Linked DNA regions of Mus musculus: region 2 is linked to region 1. The links are chromatin loops, found by intact Hi-C in ENCODE. Cell type or tissue: left cerebral cortex. All regions are shown on one strand. Links, peaks and the distances in the headings refer to the core of each region. The heading gives the core; the rest is flanking DNA. Region 1 overlaps Wscd2 (WSC domain containing 2). Region 2 holds the start of Gm15736 (a long non-coding RNA gene).

Region 1 (10,215 bases), core at 1,012-9,011:
CTGTGTTCTCAGCCCCAGGTTTCAAAGCTCACAAACAACTCTTTGGGCTATTTGACATACATTACATGAATCACAGGTCTCAAGTTTTATTTCCTTTCAGCCCAAGGTGCTGGCTGATGATATTCTTAGCCTTGGGCTGGTAGAAGCTAGCTGTCTTGTTTGTTTGTTTTAAAGATTTAATTACTTATTTTTATGTATGTGGGTGCACTGTAGCTGTACAGATGGTTGTGAGCCTTCACGTGGTTGTTGGGAATTGAATTTAGAACCTCTGCTCACTCTGGTCGGCCCTGCTCGCTCAGTTCCTGCTCACTCTGGCCCAAAGATTATTATTACTGTAGCTATCTTCAGATGCACCAGAAGAGGGCATCAGATCTCATTACAGGTGGTTGTGAGCCACCAAGTGGTTGCTGGGATTGGGACCTACAGAAGAGCAGTCAGTGCTCTTACCCGCTGAGCCACCTCGCCAGCCCATGTCTTGTCTGTTAATAGATTCCAAAAGGTTTCTACTAGTAGGGGGGGTGTTAGTTCCAACAGACAGATTTGCAAGAGTGAGCTGTGCAGACAGTCTTTGCTACAGTGTGGGTTCTGTTTTCTTCCACCCTTCTCCCCTCTTTTCTTCCACCCTTTCAACCCCTAACACCAGAAAGAAGAAGAAAAAAAGACAAGAGAGGAAAGGAAAAAGGAATATTATTATGGTTAGACTAGTTCCTACCGATTACGTGTGTCAAATTTCTTAGGGCTCCTAGATCTTTGCCATTAGAATCCAAATTTTTCTTCTTTCTCCTTTTTATTTTTTCTTTCCCCTTTTTATTTTTTCTTTCTCCTTTTTATTTATTTTTATGTATTATTTTTTCTTTCTCTTCTTTTATGTACAACTACTCAACAAACCACAACCAACAACTCTCCCCACTCTAAGCTCAAGCATTTATCTACCCTCTGAAAAGTCCCCGGAATCCCCGGTGTCACACAATTGCAGAAACCATCTGCAGCTGGCAAAATGATCTGCCTGCTAGGGCACAAGGCAAATCATAAGACAGCTGCTGTGGACAGTCTGAAGCGGCCCCTACCCACACCTGGGATTAAAGCAAAAGCAAATTCTTATATTCCTAAAGAAACCAAAATTGTCACTACCTAGGTGTTCCAGAGGTCTAGGCCTAGCCCAAGGTAAGCTAATTAGTCCTTGGATCTGCAACATTCCAACCTCCCCCACAGAACTACAGTCTCTACCCATACAGCTTCTTGGGGTCCAAACCCAGAGCTTCCAGCAATCTTGGCAAGCGAGTGCTCTCTGCTCCCAGCCCTTCCTGTATAACCCAGCATCTCTGTGCCTCCGCAGTTTGGTGGTATCTGTTTTCAGGCTGTGGTTCTGTGTATAGGTAGGGCTGTGCCTGTAGTAAACCAGGCACCAGCCAGGGGTGTGTTACCCAAAAAAGCACACGTGGGTTTCAGGCGTCCGGAAGGTTTGTCATCTGCCCATCTATCTAGTGGCGGGCTGACGCTCTGCTCTCTCCGCAGAGTGGCCCGAGTTCGTGAGGAACTATGCCCCGTGGTGGGCCACGCACACGCTGGACTGGCTCAAGTTTGGCAAGACCGTCCTGGTGGTGCACTTCGAGGACCTGAAGCAGGACTTGTTTACGCAGCTGGGCCGCATGGTCAGCCTGCTGGGCGTGGCGGTCAGGGAGGATCGGCTGCTGTGCGTGGAGAGCCAGAAGGACGGCAACTTCAAGCGCTCGGGGCTGCGCAAGCTGGAGTATGACCCTTACACAGCCGAGATGCGCAGGACCATTGCCGCCTACATCCGAATGGTGGACACGGCACTACGTAGCCGCAACCTCACTGGGGTGCCTGATGCCTATGGCCCAAGATGATGGGCAGCCAGGGAGGGACCCAGCATCCGGTGCCCCTTGGCTTCAAAGAGCTGGCTTCCCTCTGGCACAAAGACAGCCCCAGGCTTCTGCCTGCCTTCAGAAAGGCCCCTCTGAGGCCTCAGGAGGAGGAGATATCTAGACACCTTTCCCTGGAGAGTAGGCTGCCTGGTTTGGAGTATCCCAGACCCTGCTATTGGTGGTGGGAGAAGGGAGAGGCTATCTGGCAGAGGTTGGGAGGGTCTGGCTGTGGCAGCTGATGGACATTTTGCAAGCAATGACCCTCTTCTGACTGTGTGGGCCCCTGCCTCTTCCCCTGAGCAGGCACCAGCTTTCTGATCTCTCTCAGGCCACCTCTGTGTGACAGACAGCTGGCTGGGACCTGTCTCCGTGGCCTTGGGCGTCTCACTTCTGAGGACCATGGAGACTGGTGCTCTGGCATTACAGTGGGAACCGCCCCAGGCTAAAGCACATAAGAGGCCCAAGCCGGGTGTTGCCCCCCCTCCAGGACAGCAACCCTGTCTTGTCTGCTCGTGCTGTCGTGTCTTGGGGATGAGGGTGACGTTGGGGTTCTTGATCCTTCTTCCAAAGTCCCTTAGGTACCAAAAACCAACCCAACAGGTTGGCCATGTGCCACATACGGAAGCCCAGAGGACCCAACATTGCAGGGTGGGACCTGAACTGGCTATCTTACACTGCCTGGATTGATCCCTTAACCAGGGAGTCCTTCCACTACCCCAGGGCAGGGAACAAAAGTGCTCCAACTCAGAGAGAGCCACACCCAAAACTGTCCCCTACCCTCTAAGCCATCAGCCTCCCTTCCCTTGCTTGCAACCCGACAGGGCCAGCCCCAACTGGGGACTCCTCAGAGTCCCCACTAAGAATGGCTTTCCATTCCCATTATGCCGCTGCTCTTTCTCGAAGACGCTTAGACACCAAAGGATTTCTGACTCAAGTCACTGATCACGTTTTAGGAAGCATGCATCCAGGATCCCCGTCTCCCCCACCTTGGATCCCTCTGGCTTCCCCTCCAGCCCTTCACCGTTCCCATTACATAAACGCAAAAGCCATAGTCACAGCCCCTTGCTCTTTTGACCGGAGCAGCCCCTCCCCCACCTCCACCCCCGCAGCCTGGGGGGTGGGGGGGCGGGGCAAATGAACACTCCTTCCCACCTAGCCAAGGAACCCTGGAGAAGATTCGTGAAAAGAGAGATATATTTTTTTAAGAGGAATATGACCAAGACATTCTGCCCCTTGGACACTGGCCACACAAAAAAGGACTGGCTTCCCTTCCCAACGCCCTCATCTGGAGGGTTTGGACCACCCCAGGGCTCAGCCAAGGGGGCTCTGAATGTATTTTGTATGGTGTTTCCCCCGCCCCAGACTAATTTCTAGTTTTCTTTTCACTGGGCAGTAGAGGGCCTAGCCTCCCCTCCTGCTTGGAGGTCTAAGCTCTCTGAGAGACTCTGGGTCCAAAACATGGGCCAGTTCTTTGCAAGTGGCCTCCTCTGGTCACGAACTTTCTGTTCGAAGATTCCTCAGGTCAACACTATCATTAAAAGAGAGTTTTGTTGCTAACTGGCTGCCCAGTTGTGTATGGCATGTTCACACATGGAGTGTTTCCTCGGGGGGCGGGGGGGAGTGTGTGTGTATGTGTGAATGAGAGAGGAGAGGGAAGGCCTAAGGTGTGAACTTCTCTGGGTTTATCATGCACAGATGTGGAGCAGAGTGTCTGTGGGAGAGAGATGCCCAGGGACCCCGCAGTTCCCCATCTCCATCAACAAACCTCCTCCTGGCTTCTGTCACCAACTAGACTGGGCCTTCTGTGGAGAAGGCTGTGACCAGAGACTTCCCCAGTCAGTGGAAGGAGGAGCTTTTAATGTTGTCTTGTGGGCAGTGAGGGAGTGGGGCTGCTGAGATGGGTGGAGAGAAAGCAGAGAGGGGCTTCTCCCCACCCAGAGTCCTGGGCCACCAATGCTGGAAGAGCAGGAAGAAAGACTTCAGTGACAGTCCCTGGGGGGAGGGAAAGCTGTTCACTGAGGCCATGCTGGGTGACTGAGCTCATCTGGGCCGGGGCCAACTAAGGTGTCAGTGTTAAACCAAGTCTGACCTGTCAGAGCCACCCCCCCCCCTCCATCCTAGACCGTTGAACTTGGGCTGACCAATCTTAGATCCTTGCTTTGAACCTAAGACCCATCTATGTCTCTGAGGCTACCTTCACCCACCTGTTCCCACTGAAGGAAGCCATGTGACATCAAGCTGGCCTAGATTCTTGTCTCAGGACCATAAGGCATCTGCCTCCCACTCCTTTCTAATGTCACAAGTCCATAGCCAGGGGTGAGGCTGGGCTGTAAGCGCCTGTCACGACAACCGATGCCTGCCCTTCCTGTGGCCATCTGGAATCAAGTCTTTATATTTCAGACTTGGGAGGAATGAAAGTAGCTTTTTTTTTTTTTTAACTCACACATACTTCCTGAGCATGAATTACCACCAGTCCACCACAGGCCCTGTGTGCCCTGTTTCAGAGACTTAAAAAAAGGACTTAAGAACTCTCCATCTCAGGCTGGAGAGATGGCTTAACGGTTAAAAGCACTGACTGCTCTTCCGAAGGTCCTGAGTTCAAATTCCAGCAACCCACATGGTGGCTCACAACCATCTGTAATGGGATCTGATGCCCTCTTCTGGTGTGTCTGAAGACAGCTACAGTGTACTTACATATAATAATAAATAAATCTTTGGGCCGGAGCAAGCAGGGCTGGAGTGAGCAGAGGTTCTGAATTCAATTCCCAGCAAGCACATGATGGCTCACAACACAGCTACAGTGTACTCAACATACATGAAATAAATAAATAAACCTTTACAAAGAAAAAAAAGGAAAGGAAAGGAAGCAGCATGAGAGAATCCTGACTGCTAAAATTATTAAAAAGAAGAACTCTACATCTCTGCGGGGTTCACAGAAAGCATTTGGGGGAGGGGAGCGAGGCCCCTGGTGGCCCCTATGAATGGCAGAGACTGCTGAGCCCCAACATGGACATTGATTCCAGGGCTAAGACTCTCACTGGGGAAAGCAGTGTGGACAGGAGCAGGGAACTGGGGGTCATCCAGGCTGGATCCTGCTGTCTTCCCACAGTGACTCCCAGACTCAAGTAGAATACAGCTGATTATGGGAATCAATTCCAGGTTTGTTTCCCTAGGCGCCCTGGAGGCGGCTGCATCCAGTGTGGGAGGGGAGAGGAGAGGCAGGGGGGATGCAGGCAGCTCCTCCTAGGACTAGTCTCCTTGCCACTCTGTTTTCTTTCTCCTCATCCCTCCTCCTTTTTGCCTTAAAGCCCCGATTTCCCTCTTTGAGGTCTGACTTCCTCCAGCTGTCTTATTGTCCCTTTCCATTCTGCCTGCCCCTGACTGTCCCCTCTGTCTTTCTCCATCATCCTCACAGTCCTCCTCTCCATCCTCCTCACTGTCCTCCTCACTGTCCTCGACATCCTCCTCACCATCCTCCTCCTCCTCAGTTCTCCTCTCCATCCTCCTCAACATCCTCCTCGCCATCCTCACCGTCCTCCTCGCCATCCTCCTCATTGTCCTCCTCACTGCCCTCCCATTCTCAGTCTCCCCACTAATGCTGCACGTGTCTCCCCCACCTCTACCCCTTGATCTTAGAGCTCTCTACTTCTCTCCTCTTCCCTTCCTCCCTCTCTCCCACCCTCATCTCCTCATCCTGCAGAGTGGGGGGTGGCTCTGTGGGATCCAGGCCTAGTGAGACAAATGTACCCAGCCTGGTAACCAAGGAAGTGGTTTCCTTAGCAACAGAATCTGCAGAACCAGGGCTGCGCTGTCCTGTCCTCAGCTCTGCTGTTATGGTAATAGGCTTGAGGGAGGGAGGAAGTGAGAGAGGGAAAGAAAGGAAATGAATATCAGACAGCACCTGACTCAGTAGTCTGACGGCTGGAGGAGAGAATGCCTCTTACTCAGTATGACGCTGCTGGGGTCCCTCCTCATGGGGGGAGGGAACAACACGCCAGCATCAGCTCACTGTCGAAATATTCAAAATTTGCAGCACAGAAGCAGGAGAGATGGCCCAGTGGTTTAGAGCACCGGCTGCTCTTCCAGAGGTCCTGAGTTCAATTCCCAGCAACCACATGGTGGCTCACAACCATCTGTCATCGGATCTGATGCCCTCTTCTGGTGTGTCTGAAGACAGCTACAGTGTACTCATATACATAAAATAAATAGATATTCTTCTTCTTTAATTTTTTAGTCGAGGCACAGAGGGAGTGAGGACAGAGAGAGGCCAAGCAGAGGGTGCTGGGGTAAGCACGCAGAGGACCAGACCCCACGCTGAAGTAGAGACAAGACAAAAAAGGCCAGCAGGGCCTGGAGCTCCCGGCTTCAGCAGTTCCCACCCCAGGGAATCCTGTGACTAAGATCCCAGCGAGATTTCCCTACTGAGAACACAGTGTCAAGAGAGCCCTATCCCCTTGGAGTTCTGCTTGGCAGAGATGGAGGAAGAAGGGCATAGAGAAAGCTACAGACATCTCTAATTCCATTCTCTGTTCTGAACTGCCGAGGAGAGACGTGGAGGTGGGACCCACCCAGGACATGGTGGGAGGCCTGAGAGGCTTAAAGATGTTAACTAACTCACACTGGGACACAGACACTGGTGACAGTGCCCGGGGTTGAAACCAGAAACCATCAGAGCCCGTTTGGAAGGTAGAAGAAGCAGAGGGTGTACTGGGAGAGAAGGGGAGGAAAGGAGACAGACAGACAGACAGCCTTAAATCATTGCCCTGGCATTGTTTTATACCCTGACTGCATGAGAGTAAATGACTGTCTCCAAGGGGGAAAAAAAAATCTGTCCAGGTACATTCATTCCCTCCCAGAGACACAGATGGGATGTAAGAGGTATGGGGATTTAGGGGCAGAGAGCTGTTCATGGTGACACGGAAACATGTCCCACCTCTTTCCAGAAAGCACTGATTGACACAGGGCGGTGAGGTGCCCTCGGCGACATGTCTGTTCATTTGTCTACAGTTCACTATCCCCTTTAGATTTACAGCCTGCAGTCTGCCAATGTTCAGGAGAGAGACGTCTGGAAAGGAGGGCACACCTCAGAACACGAAGGAGAAGGGATGGGGTGTTTCTGCACCACCCCATCTTGCCTCTCTGCACAATAGTGGCTAAATTCCAGCAGCCCCCCCCCCCCCCCCCCGCAGGCAGCCCTGTTGCTGATTGGAAAGTGCAGGCCTTGAGGGAGGCAGCTCCTTGATGCAAATGAGTTTGTGGTGCTCCCTGCATTAGCTCCCAGACTACCAGAATGGCATAGCAGAGTGCTCACTGGTGACCTTCATGAGTACCAAAGGAAAGGGCTCAGGGAGGAGACTTGGTGAGACCTGGGGTGGGCACTCAGCCCCTTTGTATGGCTGCCACGCTTCCTGAACTCGACACGATTGCTGACCTAAGATATTCTGAAGCCAGTTTTCCAAAAGATTGGGCCCAAGGTCCCAAAGCCTCCTGGTGGAAGGACCACAGTGTGTGTGTGTGTGTGTGTGTGTGTGTGTGTGTGTGTGTGTGTGTGTGTGTGTGTATACATGTGTGCGTAGGCAGGTGATCCTGTGAGCTTGCCAGTATCATGCAGGAAATAACACATTGATGTTCAGACCACTGACACACTGTCCCGAGGGCACTGACAGCTATGGCCACCACCCAGGCCTTTAACCGTCTCTCTCAAACTCACATGGCATCCAGCACATAGTAGGTGCCATGATTCTCTGTAGTAGTCATGTCCCAATAAAAGTCCTAAGAGGCACCACAGTCAGTGGCCAGAGTAGGCCTGAGTTAGCCCTTGGCAGCATGAGATCTGTGACCCAGGAACAGAGATATCTTGCTCTCACCCCCATCTGAGCTCCTGTGGTAGTGTGAATAGGCTTGGCCCAGGGAGTGGCACTCTTAGGAGTTTGTGGCCCTGTTGGAGTGGGTGTGGCCCTGTTGGAGTGGGTGTGTCACTGTGGGCATGGGCTTTAAGACCCTCCTCCTAGTTGCCTGGAAGTGATTCTTCTCCTAGCAACCCTCAGATGAAGATGTAAAACTCTCAGCTCCTCCTGCACCATGCCTGCCTGGATGCTGCCATGCTCCCACCTTGATGATAATGGACTGAACCTCTGAACCTGTAAGCCAGCCCCAATTAAATGTTGTCCTTCTAAGAGTTGCCTTGGTCATGATGTTTGTTCACAGCAGTAAAACTCTAAGACAGTTATGATGTCTCTTCACAGCAATAGAGCAGTGACTAAGACATCTCGTTTAAGAACTTTCTTATGTAATCGCACACTGGATGGTAGGCGTGGGGCAGATGTGACATCGGGATGAATAAGGGAGGTGTGGGTCTGACAAGACTCTTGGGAGGATGCTGAACACAATCGTCCACCAAGGAGGAGAACAAGAGATGAGGAAGGACACACAGAGCTCACGCCTGGGCTTCCTCTAGGTTTAGATTGTGAAACAGCCACTCAAAGCAGTGCTTTCCAGATTCACACAATGGAACCCCAACTTCCCACATGGAGGTGTTTAGTAACATCTGGAGGCGTTGTTGGGTTTTTTCCACAGCTGGGGGGCTGTTGCTGGCTTTTTAATGGGTAGAGTCAAGGTTCCTAACCTCCCCTCCCCCCCCACACACAAAGCATACACAACACATGGCTGAAGTGACCAGGAGACAAGTCACTGAGTGTAGTGGGCTCAGGGGTGGCCACGCAGATGTCTTCTAGCTCTTAAGCTGCAAGGATAACTTACAGGTTCCCATGACAACTGCCAGGCAAAGAAAGACCTTATATTCTGTGTAGCTCACTCAAAGCTCACCACTGGCTTTCTGCAGGTTTTTCCTCTGCTGGAACTACCCGCACCCCCCCCCCCCCCACATACACACACAGCCCATGAAGAAGAATGTGCTGAAGAGGAAGGTGTGGGCTGAGACCTTTTCCTGATGATAAATGAGGGCAGTGGACTAACTCTGGGTGGGGCATTAAAAAAAAAAAAAAAAAAGGGACAAAGACCAAAAAACTGCAAACACCAAACTAGTATATGTGGGAGAGACTAGGAAGGGATGTGTTAAGCCAAAGACAGTTGGGAAACAGGCTGTCTATGTGTAGTTTTCCAATATACTGAGGCTCAGTGGTTAGGGCACCCCATTCCATCCCTGGTACCACATAATCTAGTGTGTGGTGGTGTATACCTGTAATCCCAGCCTTCAGGAGGTGGAGGCAGGAGGATTAGCAGTTAAGGCCATCCTGGACTGTTGTGACTTCAAGGCTAGCCTGAGCTACAGGAGACCCCGTCTCAACAAACCAAAAATGAATAAATCAACTTGACTCTCCCTGTGGAAAAAACAGTGGGATTCTGTCTTCAGTGTTGACGGTGACCTTTATTACAGAGCTCCCCACCCTGGGGTGCACCCAGGAACTGTTTAAGCAAGCAGAGGGAGGGGAGGTGCCTCTAATATCTAGTGGGTTGAGGCCAAGGCAGTATACCTAGGGGTGCCCCATGACAGACGATGGTCTCACCCAAAGGGCACCGGTGTCAAAATACTGACAGAGCCTGGGGTGACCTGGGAAGGGGAGCAGCTCAGAGCTCGGTCAGAAAAACGGTCAGAACACATCTAGCAGGAATTTTAGTCATTTTAATTGACCTGGGCTAGCAGCTGTACCTCTGAATCTCGGTGTCAACACAGAATTTAAGACTTGGATTTGATGCCTTAGCGAGTACTGCGTAGGACCAGGGTGGGGTGGAGGAGCAGGTGTTACCTGAGCTATCAAACGCCCATGTTTACCACCGGCTACCTGGAGGGTTAGAAGATGTGCTGGCGCCGAGCAAGCTCCCTTTGCCCAATGCACCCTTCCAACACTGGCTCCCCAGCCCCGACTTGGTTACTTTTTTCTGTTGCTACGATAGAACCCCAAGCCCAGGAGAGCACAGGTGAGTTTATTTGGGCTTAAGTTTCCAGAGGGGGGATAGTCCATTGCTGTAGGGAATCATGGCAGCCGGAGGCAGGAAGCTAAGAGCTCACATCCTCACCCACAGCCGTGCAACCGGGAGAGTGCACTGGAAACGACATAAGGCACAGTCTTAGTCTTAGTTATGTGTTCGAAACGCTGTGACCAAAAGCAACCAGGGAAGGAAAGGGTTAATTCAGCTTACACTTCTGTATCCCTGCTCTTCGCAGCTACAGGAACCCAAGCAGGACAGGAACCTGGAAGCAGGAACTGACGCAGAGGCGGCGGAGGGGTGCCGCTTACTGGCCTGCAACCCATGGCTTACCCAGCTTGCTTTCTCAGAGAACCTAGGACCACCTGGCCACGGATGGCTC
Region 2 (10,215 bases), core at 946-8,945, 50 kb after region 1:
GGAGAGCCGTAGTTCTCCTGAAAGCTTCGGTCTCCCAATTGCCTTGGGAGAGAGACAGCAGACCTGTGCTGAAACACCAGCTTGGCCCACAGGAAGCTGCCAGATGCCCACCCCAGCTGGCCAGAAGATGCGGAACTCAGCAGATTCCTACATGAGCCCCACAGGACTCTTCCCCGGTGACAGGGAAAAGAAAGTGGAGGTGGTTCAAAGTCCCAGACTTGTCCAGGAAGATGACGGAGGCCCAGAAGTTTCCTGCACATGCTCAAAACAGAACGTTTGCTATTGATGTCTCCTGGGAGGCCCTCTACTCCTGACTCAAGTTTGATCTATTTTTAGTTATTACGTTTCTGACTAGGTGATACAACTCTATTTAGAGATGTTCACACTATGTCGAACTATAAAGAGAAGCCCTACTACCCCTCCCACACCACCGTCCATATCCCAGGGCATCCTGCTCCTTCTACTAGTTTTTTGGGTGTCTTTTTATAGCCTCTGGGTAGTTACAAAGGATTTTCCTGATTTCCCTCCCACTTTGCATTGAAGAAAATATACACATGCCCTCCTTACCCAGTAGTAGATTTGGGAGATGGTAAGACATAGCTCACCCTTCCAGATAGCTGCATAGTATTTCAGTGTTAGGCTTACCAGCTTTTCAATAACCAGTTCCCCAGGGCATGTGCTCTTGCTACCAATTCCTTACTGTTAGGATGTTATCAGGCGGGGCACTTGGTCTCTGCCTAGTTTCTTAATGTAACACTGTTGTAAGCAATCTTGTTATATGTGCTACAATGTTACAACTGAATCCTTAGCCTTCCACTCCGGCTTACCAGAGTTTGTTGTTTTAAGTTTCCCTTTGTGTTATCCTTTGTAACTTTTGGTTTGTTTTGTTGGAATGTGGTGGCTGAGATGAGCACTCAGGGCTTTCCTTGTGCCTGCTAGGTAAATGTTCTGCCCCTGAAGGGCTTCTATAATGGGGAAACACTGCCCGCCCATTTTCACAGAGCCAGGCTGTTTTAAGCGGTGAAGAACGTCCTCTGAACGTCCTCTGATGCCACACGGTCCTCACTCAGCCCAGCTACACACCTGCAGCACAGTCACGGAAATACCTGCTCTGGCTCTGGTTGTGAGAGCTAGTCCTTCGGTTTCCACCTCTACCTGCTGCATCTGGGGCTGCTGCAGGGAGCAGGGAAACAGGAGCTCTGCGGGGCACCGGTTGGCTGGCTCTCTAGGCAACCCTATGGGTGTATCCGGATGGTGGGGTTCAGAGAGTAGCCAGGGAGCTAGAGAGGCAGGCTCTTCGCAGAGCACATCCCCAGTGTCATCCCTGAGACTGAGGCTGGAGCCTGTGTGTGCAAGGAGTGGGGGTGGTCTGGAGGTGACCTGGCATGCTGAGGACCCCTGGCAGTCGCCATCTTGAAATTGCATTTCTATTTTTTATTGGGGTCTAAAATAAAATAACAAAAACCCCGGGTGTGGGGTAGTGGGAGGAAGAAGCCACCTCCCAAACCCTTCAAGAAGAGTCCGGAAGAATCTTCCAGCCTGGCCCAGGAGCAGTCCCTGGCAGGCCGGAGTGCCAGCCTGCCCCTGGGCAGGAGGCCTGTTCTTTGGAACACTCATGGCTCTTCCATCACTCCCTCCCTGAGTGGCTGACAGAGGAACCTTTGTCCCCCCTCTCTGGTTCTTTGCCCTTCTGCCAAGAGTCTTGGCTGTGGCTTCTCTGCTGGTTCAGGTTTCTAAGGCCTCTGGGGTCAGTAGCCAGGAATGAAAACCCTTGAAACCCTGGACCCTACTGCCAGACCCTGAAGCTCCTCCCCATCGCTCCCTAGCCCTCCTCAGGCTCCTCCCCACCCCTCCTCAGACTCCCCTCACTCCTTATTTGACCTCAGCGGCCCAACAAGCAGTTACTCCTTGGTAACCTCCTCAGGAGAGAAAACTGAAGTTCAGGACGGTTAGGCAAACTTGCTCAACAACACATAACTAAAAGATGGAGAAGTCAGGAACAGAGCCCCAAAGCGGTATTCGTGCCGTCGAGATAACAGCCGGTCTCGGCTCTGGAGCCCAGCCTCCGGGCTAAAGGCCAGTTCTGCTATGCAGCCCCTAGGAGAACTGGATGCTTGGATTCTGTGTCAGTGTCCCCAAGTGATGTAGTGATAGTTAGTGCATACATCACAGGGCGGGTATCAGAATGGGAGAAAAGGAAGACAAACCCTAGAGCAACTGTGCACATGGCAGAGAACCCAGTGCGCAGCCCGTGGTGGAACCCAGTCCATGGCCCAGGGTGGCGCCCTGCAAATCCATGAGCACCCGCGTTGTCGTACCGTGTGGTCTGCACACCTGAACGCGTGCTTAAGCAGGACACCAAGTTTCTTCTTCTGTCACCTTTCACCTCATCTCCTAGTGACAAAGGGCCCCCGCTGAATCAGAATCTCACTGGTTTGGACAGTCTGGCCAGCCAGCACACTCTCAGGACCCACCTGCCTCCGGACCCCAGTGATAGCGTCACCGGCGCGCACGTCCATGGCCAGCTTCTTAAATGGGTGTTGGGTATTCAGATTCCCCTGTTTCCAGAGGAACTGTCCCTACCCACTGAGCCATCTCCCAGCCCCGACACTGCTACTGTTGAATAGGGTTATCAACCACACCGCTCTAAGCCTTGGCTGAGAGTGACCCCCAAGAGTCTCCTCTCCTGTCCCTCAGCAGGCCTCCAAATGGAGTTATCAGCAACAGAAAATACCCTAGGATGCTCTCCTCTTTCACACACAGAGCTGGGAGAGCGAGATGCTGGCCTGGAACACAAGTTTAGGGGAGAAGGGTATCCCCAAACTCTCTAACCAAACATAACGATTTCCCAGACAGCTTTACATTTTGGAGGGAAAAAAATTCACAATGCAAAAAGTACCCACTTTTAAAGTATCCTGGCCACAAGCCTGAGTGAGAGACACACCCTCAACACATCAAGACCACCCAAACCGCCATCTCAGTCTTTACCTCTGGGGTCATCCAAGATGGGTATCTGAGCCACAGTCCTCAGTAGAACTTCCAAGAATGTCCTCCGACTCGCTTATATCCCCTATCAGGCTCCCCCTAGGCTCTACAAGGAAGGATTTGTCACACTGTCCAGGAAACTGATCTCAGCTGCCCTGCCACACGTGTGAGATGACAGATGGGAGTGGTAACACCTTTGTGACCCTGTGGTTAAGGCTTCAAACTCTAACACAGGGCAAAATTGACTGTGTGTCTTGGGCAAGTTATTTAACCTCTTTGCCCCTACTACCTGTGGGGAGGGGGGTAAAGGCACGAGGAAGACACCAATTATCTTCTGGGGACTCCCTATGACCACAAGGCAACTCTCCAAGTTTCTCATGAGCCACGTGATGGTGATGTGAGGCCATCTCAGCCTCCACCTCTCCCGGAGGCTTACGGAGGCTTGAAGTTATTTTCCATTCCTTTTTGTTTGTTTTTTGGAGGTAGAGTCTAACCTGAGTGACCTCAAGTGAACTCCTCACCCTCCTGTCTCAGCCTCCTGAGGACTGGGGTGACATGCATGTACCATCATGCCCAGCCCAAGAGCCGTGTCAATGTTTGAAACACAAAGACTTACGCCAAGGGACACAGGATTCGCAAAGTGTTCGATGCAGGCCTGCACACACACGTCCTCAAAAATAACGTTATGTGCTTTCAAAATAAAACACCACATGCCCTCACAATAATTATGGTTAAGTTTGCTCTTCCTGAGAGAGATGGGGGAAGGAGGGGCTTGAGTGACTCTCCAGATCTTGCCCCCAACTGTCCCTCTGTTGTTAGGTTTGCTCCTTCACTCAGCCCGAGGGTCTATTGAGCACTAGGATGTGGGGGTTGCCAGGTGGAGCTACTGAGTGTGTGAATTTAGGCAGCCCAGACACTCCCTCCCACAACCTGGTAGCAGGGTCTCACCACAGAGTAGTCAGCTCCAGAGAGGAGGAGCCACCCAGACCCCTTCCTCTGCGGTCCGACATGAGCCATGGTTTTCCCAGGAGCGGGGGTGGGGGTGGGGAGGGGTGGAAGAAGAGGAAGGGAGGCAGAGAAAGAGCAAGAGTGGGTAGGCGATGGGGGGAGGGGGGGCATTAAGACAAAGGCAAGCACTCCACACTCTGCATCCTTCTCCGAAGAAGCAACCCAGAACCCTAGCCTTAAGGAGCCCAAGATCTGCAGGGGGCTTCAGTGCTTTCACACAGCATCCCAAAGAGAACAAGCAGGGTGCTCCCTTCCCCAGGGTTGGCCAGCCATACTGGAGGCTCCAGAGCATCTAGGGGACCGGCCACCTTCTGCCTAACCGGCCCCTTCCTATCACCTAAGGCCACAGAGCACTGTCCCAGCCTGCAAGTGTCTCTCTCTTTTTTTTTTAAAGGTGGTTCAGTTTGCCCACCACATCCTGTCTAACTGAATCCATGCCTGTGGCTAAGGACCAGGCAGTTACCAGGATACAAACAGCAGGGCCAAGTCAACGCTGAAACTAAGCCCTTCTGAGGTAGGCCAGCACTCAGGGATGCACCCTGCATCCCTGCTGACACGATTAGTCGGATTCCCACTGGCCCAGATCCAACCTCTTTGAATGGGCTTAGGAAATAAAGATAAATAAATAACTAGTTGATTTTTAAATAAAGTCTATGTATTTATTTTATGCCTGTGTGTCTAAGAGAATGGCTGATCTCTGGAACTGGAGTTACAGACAGCTGTGAGCTGCTGTGTGGGTGCTAGAAATTGAGCCCAGGTCCTCCGCAAGAGCAGCCAGTGCTCTTTAACTGCCGAGCCATTTCTCCAGCCCAATTAATTTTTTAAAAGATCCCCCCCCCCAAAAAATCCTTCAAAACCATTGTTACAACTCATTTCTCAGATGGGGAAACTGAAGCTGTCTCACTAAGAGGCTGCCTGACTACACTCCCCAGTGAGGGCTAAGCGCCTCATCTGTCTTCTCCCACACCCCAGGATGGCTGGAGCTCTTTTCTCCTCATGCCAGCCCCACTGAGAACCTCCCCCGCCCCCGCCCCCAGTGCCCACTGTCACGCCTGCTAAGGCAGGCAGGATGCTGCTGAAGAACCACTGTGGTCCCCAGGCTCTGTCTGAGAGGCTGGCCGTGGGTGTCAGTGTAGACACCGAACAGACTCTGTGTCTGACTAATCAAGACCCTGTGAGTTAAGAGGGAGGGAGAGAGGGAGGGAGAGAGGAAAAGCACCCACCCCACCCAGGCCTCAGTTTCTCTGGCTGTAGAATAGGACCATGTCCTCCCTCCCAGGCTTCCCATCCACCAGTGTCAGAAAACAACACTGTCAGGATGGCCCCAAGGTGTGACCTTGTGGGGAGGCAGTGGGATTGGGGAAGGATCTGGACCGGGAGGCTGCTGTCCCTTCAGATAGGATGGAAAAGAGAGTCCCTTTTCTTCATGACCCAGATCCCAGACTGAAACCACCCACATCCCCTCAGGAACCTCCTGTGGTTTGGTTTCCTTCCCGTCGACAGGATCCTGTGGTGCCTGCTGGGTCTGTGTATATGTGGAGTGTATATGTGGTGTGTATACGTGGCATGTTTATTGCATGTATCATGTGTGATGGAGCCTGCCTCTGCAGGAAGGAATCAGCACACATGCCAGAGGAAGATCAGGGTTCAAATCCTGAAACCCCTCTCTAATGTGCTCCTGGGACCTCCTGACAACCCAGTTTAATGGCCAAACAACCCAGGACATAAAGCCCCAGACTTTGAATTACAAACTCAGTCAGTTGTGGTTGTCTGAAATCTTCTACTTTCGAAACTTCACACTTGAGTGCTGAGTCTGGAGAGGGCAGATATACCACACGCTGATAAAATGGAGCATGTCCGGCCACCCAGGAAACTGGGTGGGGCCTTTGGGGTCCTGCAGAGCCCTGCAGACTCTCCCTGTGCCACAGACCCCATAGTCATCTGCCTTTGACCCCTGATCCGTGCTTTCTTCCCTGCTTCGCGGCTCCTATCCCTGCCAACTTTCCTTTGGGCAACTAGAGGCCAGCTCATGCTTTGAACCCAGCTCAAAGGCAGGCTTCTTGTCTGAGGATTTATTTCCAGTCATTCCTATGAAAGCCATCTTCTCTTTGTGCCTATAGCCCTCGGCCACCCAGTGTCTCCAGAAGACAGTGTGTGTGTGTATGTGTGTGTGTGTGTGTGTGTGTGTGTGTGTGTGTGTTTGACAATTTGCCCTTGGTCAAAAAAATAAAAGCACCCACTGGCCTTGCCAACTGGGTGGATAGTGCTTCTACCCCAGGAGTGGTGTGCTTCAAGCATCCCAGGGGGGAAAGCCTGCCTTCTGACCTCTCAGGGCCTAATCTCTGTCTCCTCACTCAGCTGTCTTCCTGCGCAACCAAGAGCTCTCCAGGCAGGACTGACTCCTTCCGAATCCTCTGCCATGAGCATACAGCAAAGCAGGTGTTTAATAGATGCTCAGGCACAGAGGCTACCTCTCAGCTTGCCCACAGCCTCCCTGGCTTATTTTTCCCATCTGATAAATGGGAGTGTGGAGAATCTCGGGTGGTAAAGTGGTCACCCCATTTGGTGTTGTCTCCATTGGTTTTTAGAGTTAAGTCTGTTAGAAAGCCTTAAAGACACCATAATAGCCCCTGACAGTGTGGCAAGTCAATCCTCCAATTAAAAGGCCGACTCTATTTCCCCTCCTTCTGAATCTGGACTGGCCTGACCCAGCGTTAGCCCTCGGAAGGTAGCAGGCGTGATTCTGTGCTGGTGTGAAGAGCCCCTGTGGCCTCGGCCTGTAAGCCCTGCTACTTGGGAGGCTAAGGCAGGAGAATCTCAAGTTCAAGGCCAGCCTGAGCAATTTAATCAGACCTGGCCCTCCACCTCCACCCAATCCCCTGAAATAAAGGGAGAAAAAAAAAAAAACAAGGGCTGAGGCAGAGGTGTGTCTCAGAGTTAGTGATTGCCTTACATGTAAGATGTCCTAGGCTCCAGTCCTGGGGGTTGGGGAGGCAGGACGAGGAGACAGCCAACGTGGCAGGTAGCAGACCCTAGAGCTGCGTGCTTTTGCACTGAGGGACAGAATCTGAGAGTCAGAGAACAAGCCTGATTGGGCAGCTGGTTCCTACCCTAGCTGGCACACGTGGCCTCACTGGCAAACCTACCAGCAATTTTGGCTGCCAGCATGGAGCTGACACTGGGCGTCTCGTGCATGGAAGGTACCTACACCTGCCACAGAGGGACTCTCAGTCTAGAGAATGAGGCTGCCTGGGCCCTCTTGTGAGCGTGCTGAGCCTCTTCAGACCCCCCACCCAGGCTCTACACACTGTAATCCTCACGACAGCCCTGTAGGGCTTTATCACCATCCCCTTCCACAGCAGCGCAGTCACTTGCTGTCAGCAACTCCCTGACACGCTAAATCAAGTACCTGAACCCTCCTCCACGATGCCAGCGCCAGCGTGCAGAGCTGAGACCAGACCGGAAGACTTCTTATGCCTGGCACAGCCTGCAGCTGGTTGGCCACACCCACATCTGTGCTCATTGGTCTATACTGTGTTCCTCAGAGCCAATCACAAGGAAGAGAAATGGTCTGAACCTCTCAACACGTGCATTTGCCCTCACTGTCGCTTGCAATGATGGACAGACCCTCAAAGATGGCCGCATCCTGACTCCCAGAATTGACACAGCGAAAAGTCACTCAATATTTGTGATCAATGAGAAAATTACGGGAACTGCGTGGGGGTGGGGGTGGGGAGGTTGGGAGGATGTAATCCTGAAGCTGTAGTAACTGCTAATTTATCACGAGTGTGTGTGTGTGTGTGTGTGTGTGTGTGTGAGAGAGTGTGTGTGTGTGTGTGTGTGAGAGTGTGTGTGTGTGTGTGTGTGTGTGTGTGTGTGTGTGAGTGTGTGTGTGTGTGAGAAGACCCAGCCCGCTGCGGGAGCCTGCAGGCAGCCAGGACAGCTTTACTGTTTGCTCCCGACTGCGGCTGTGACGTGACTAGGTGCTTGAGTTTCTGCCTTGACTTCTCCTCAGTGATTGACTGTGACGGGAACTGTGAGCTGAACAAACCCTCTCCTCGGCTTTTAGTCAGGCTGTGGTCCACAGCGACAGAAAGGAAACTAGCCCAGTGTGAACTTGTCCCTCTCACACAAGACCCTCGGAGACTCTGCAGACTCTCAGACAAGGTCATACAACAGGGATAGAGCTTTGAACATCTGTCCTTAACCACAACCCTGACACTCACTGGGCAGGGACTACAGGCCAAAGACCACAACATCCTACGCAACTCTGAGAGAGGATAGGACTGAGGAGACTCAGGAGCCAAACCAGAGCTGCGGGACTTGTCCCACGTGGCTCAGCAGGGTCTCCTTGTCTGCTCACAGCCCCTGCCACCCAGGGAACACTGCGTGTGCCCTCCGCTCAGTCTCCCTGACCACACACCTCCTTGCACAAGAACTACTGCATCACCAGCCTGGGCTGAGATCTCAGAACCTGTATCCTGAGAAAGCAGAAGTGACCCTGGGCCCTGCTGAATCAGCAATGGGTACTTCCAACATTTACACAGCACATGGACAGGGGACGCCCAGGCACCCCCACCAGAGCTCAGACATAGGACCCAGGCTGCAGCCAAAGGCTGCTCAGATCTGCCCAAGCAGATAGAAGGAGGCTGGGATGAGGAGGCCAAGGGGCAAGGCTAGAAGCTGACTCCCCGGACAGAGCAGCTGGCTTTGGGATCACTGGCCACTGCCAACTGGCTTCTGTCAAGAACATTTCTTTCATCGGCAGCCCCATGGAAACCCACTGCCTCCACCCCGCAGCACCAAAATCTCCACTCTTTCCAATCTTACTTGAGGCCTTCCCTGCAAAATGCCGAGCTACCAAGAGAAACAAATTGTCTGGTTTCCCACTATTGCCTGGAACCAGAAACATCGAGGGGCCCCAGAGTCCGGAAGTATCACCAAGTGGCTGCCATGAACAGGTCCTTGCCCTGCATCCTGGGGCTGGCTTAGGGCTCCCTCTTAGAGGTAGCACAGAAAGATCCACCTGTGGGAAATGTTCTATCAAGCACCTCTGGAATGTCCCTCTGCAGATCAGCACTCTACTATCATGGAGGTTCCTAGTGGGAAGAATGTTGCTTTGCTCTTGCTGACACAGAGTATGTACTAGAAAGTGCTTGTTGAGCTAATGAACAAGAGTCTGTTTCTTTTCTCTCTTTCTTTCTCTCTCTGTTTTTTTGAAACACTGTTTCTCTGTGTAGCCCTGGCTGTCCTAGAACTTACACTGTAGACCAGCCTGGCCTAGAACTCAGAAATCTGCCTGCCTCTGCCTCCCAAGTGCTAGGATTAAAGGCGTGCGCCACCACTGCCTGGCAAGTCTATATTTCAAGTTGCCCCCTTCTTGAGGGTCTGATGGACAGGACCTGGGCCTGACTCGCTCTGGCTTCTCGATCTTCCAGGGTTTCTTCTCTTCACCCCATGAGTCCAGCCCAGTCACAGCCTCAGCCGAGACACCTCCATCTCTGCGTGACCAGTGCCTGGGACAGTCGTGCTGGACACTTGGAACAATGGTCACTTCCCTATGCTGAGTCCTGAGGTAGTCCAGCCAAAAACATCTCCACCCTAGCCACACTTCCACACACACTGGAACGTATGCACACACATCTGTGAGTGCTCCCACATGCAATGGGACCACTGGACACGAATAAGGTTCGTGAGTTCCAGTTTTTGTGAACTGTGTGACCTTGCACAAGAAAGACACCTTGTGCCTCCCTCTCTGAACTCCATCTTCCCCCACTACAAGGCGGTTGTCCTAACCTGGGGCTTTTTAACACAGGGTGTGGGAGGGGAGTGTGGATGTGAAATGGGTCCACTCTTACATAGTGCAGAGTGACATGGTTAACCCTGTCTCTTTTTTTCTGGAAGGGAACAAGAACAGCTACTGCCTGCATCCCAGAAGGATCTGCATTTAGAAGTTGAGAACCTGGGAGTCGCAGTGAGCATAGTGGTCAGTCAGTCATCACTGTGAGAATGACTAAAGACAAGAAGAGGGCCAAGGGGCTGCCATATTTGTGACAGGGACACTTAGCTATCCGTAAAGGTCCCGTCTTCTGACCCAGACACAGCTGTGGCTGGGCAAGAGCTGCCCATGCCAAAATGCCAAATTCCCGAATCCTTTGCAACACATCACACTACAAAGCCCAGAATTCTTTGGCCCACCGAGCTGTATCTCACACGCCAGAT

The links. Peaks named below come from ENCODE experiments on the same cell type or tissue, not always from the same donor. Only the 100,000 strongest peaks of a DNase experiment are listed, where the experiment ranks them.
Region 2: it touches region 1 in a loop (3-fold over the local background); 4 of 42 quality-filtered maps call a loop at or near these places.

The regions. Positions count from the first base shown.
Region 1 is chr5:113,586,278-113,596,492 of GRCm38, forward strand. It overlaps Wscd2 (WSC domain containing 2), which reads left to right. Exons shown (of 9, transcript NM_177292.3): 9 at 1,516-3,448. The coding sequence ends at 1,868. Among named protein-coding and RNA genes, the nearest start is that of Gm42002, 12 kb to the right of the region's middle. In left cerebral cortex, for the core only: CTCF peaks have their summits at 4,517 (motif pointing left) and 6,047 (motif pointing left); DNase peaks (open chromatin) are centred at 2,816, 3,762, 4,153, 5,143 and 7 more places; H3K27ac peaks cover 6,287 bases.
Region 2 is chr5:113,636,166-113,646,380 of GRCm38, forward strand. The region is part of intron 1 of Cmklr1 (chemokine-like receptor 1); the gene reads right to left. Gm15736 (a long non-coding RNA gene) reads left to right here and starts at 8,006. Exons shown (of 3, transcript XR_387582.4): 1 at 8,006-9,131; 2 at 9,432-9,568; 3 at 9,898-10,215. In left cerebral cortex, for the core only: no CTCF peak of the experiment used is centred there; DNase peaks (open chromatin) are centred at 1,656, 4,545, 5,094, 7,148 and 2 more places; H3K4me3 peaks cover 277 bases; H3K27ac peaks cover 5 bases.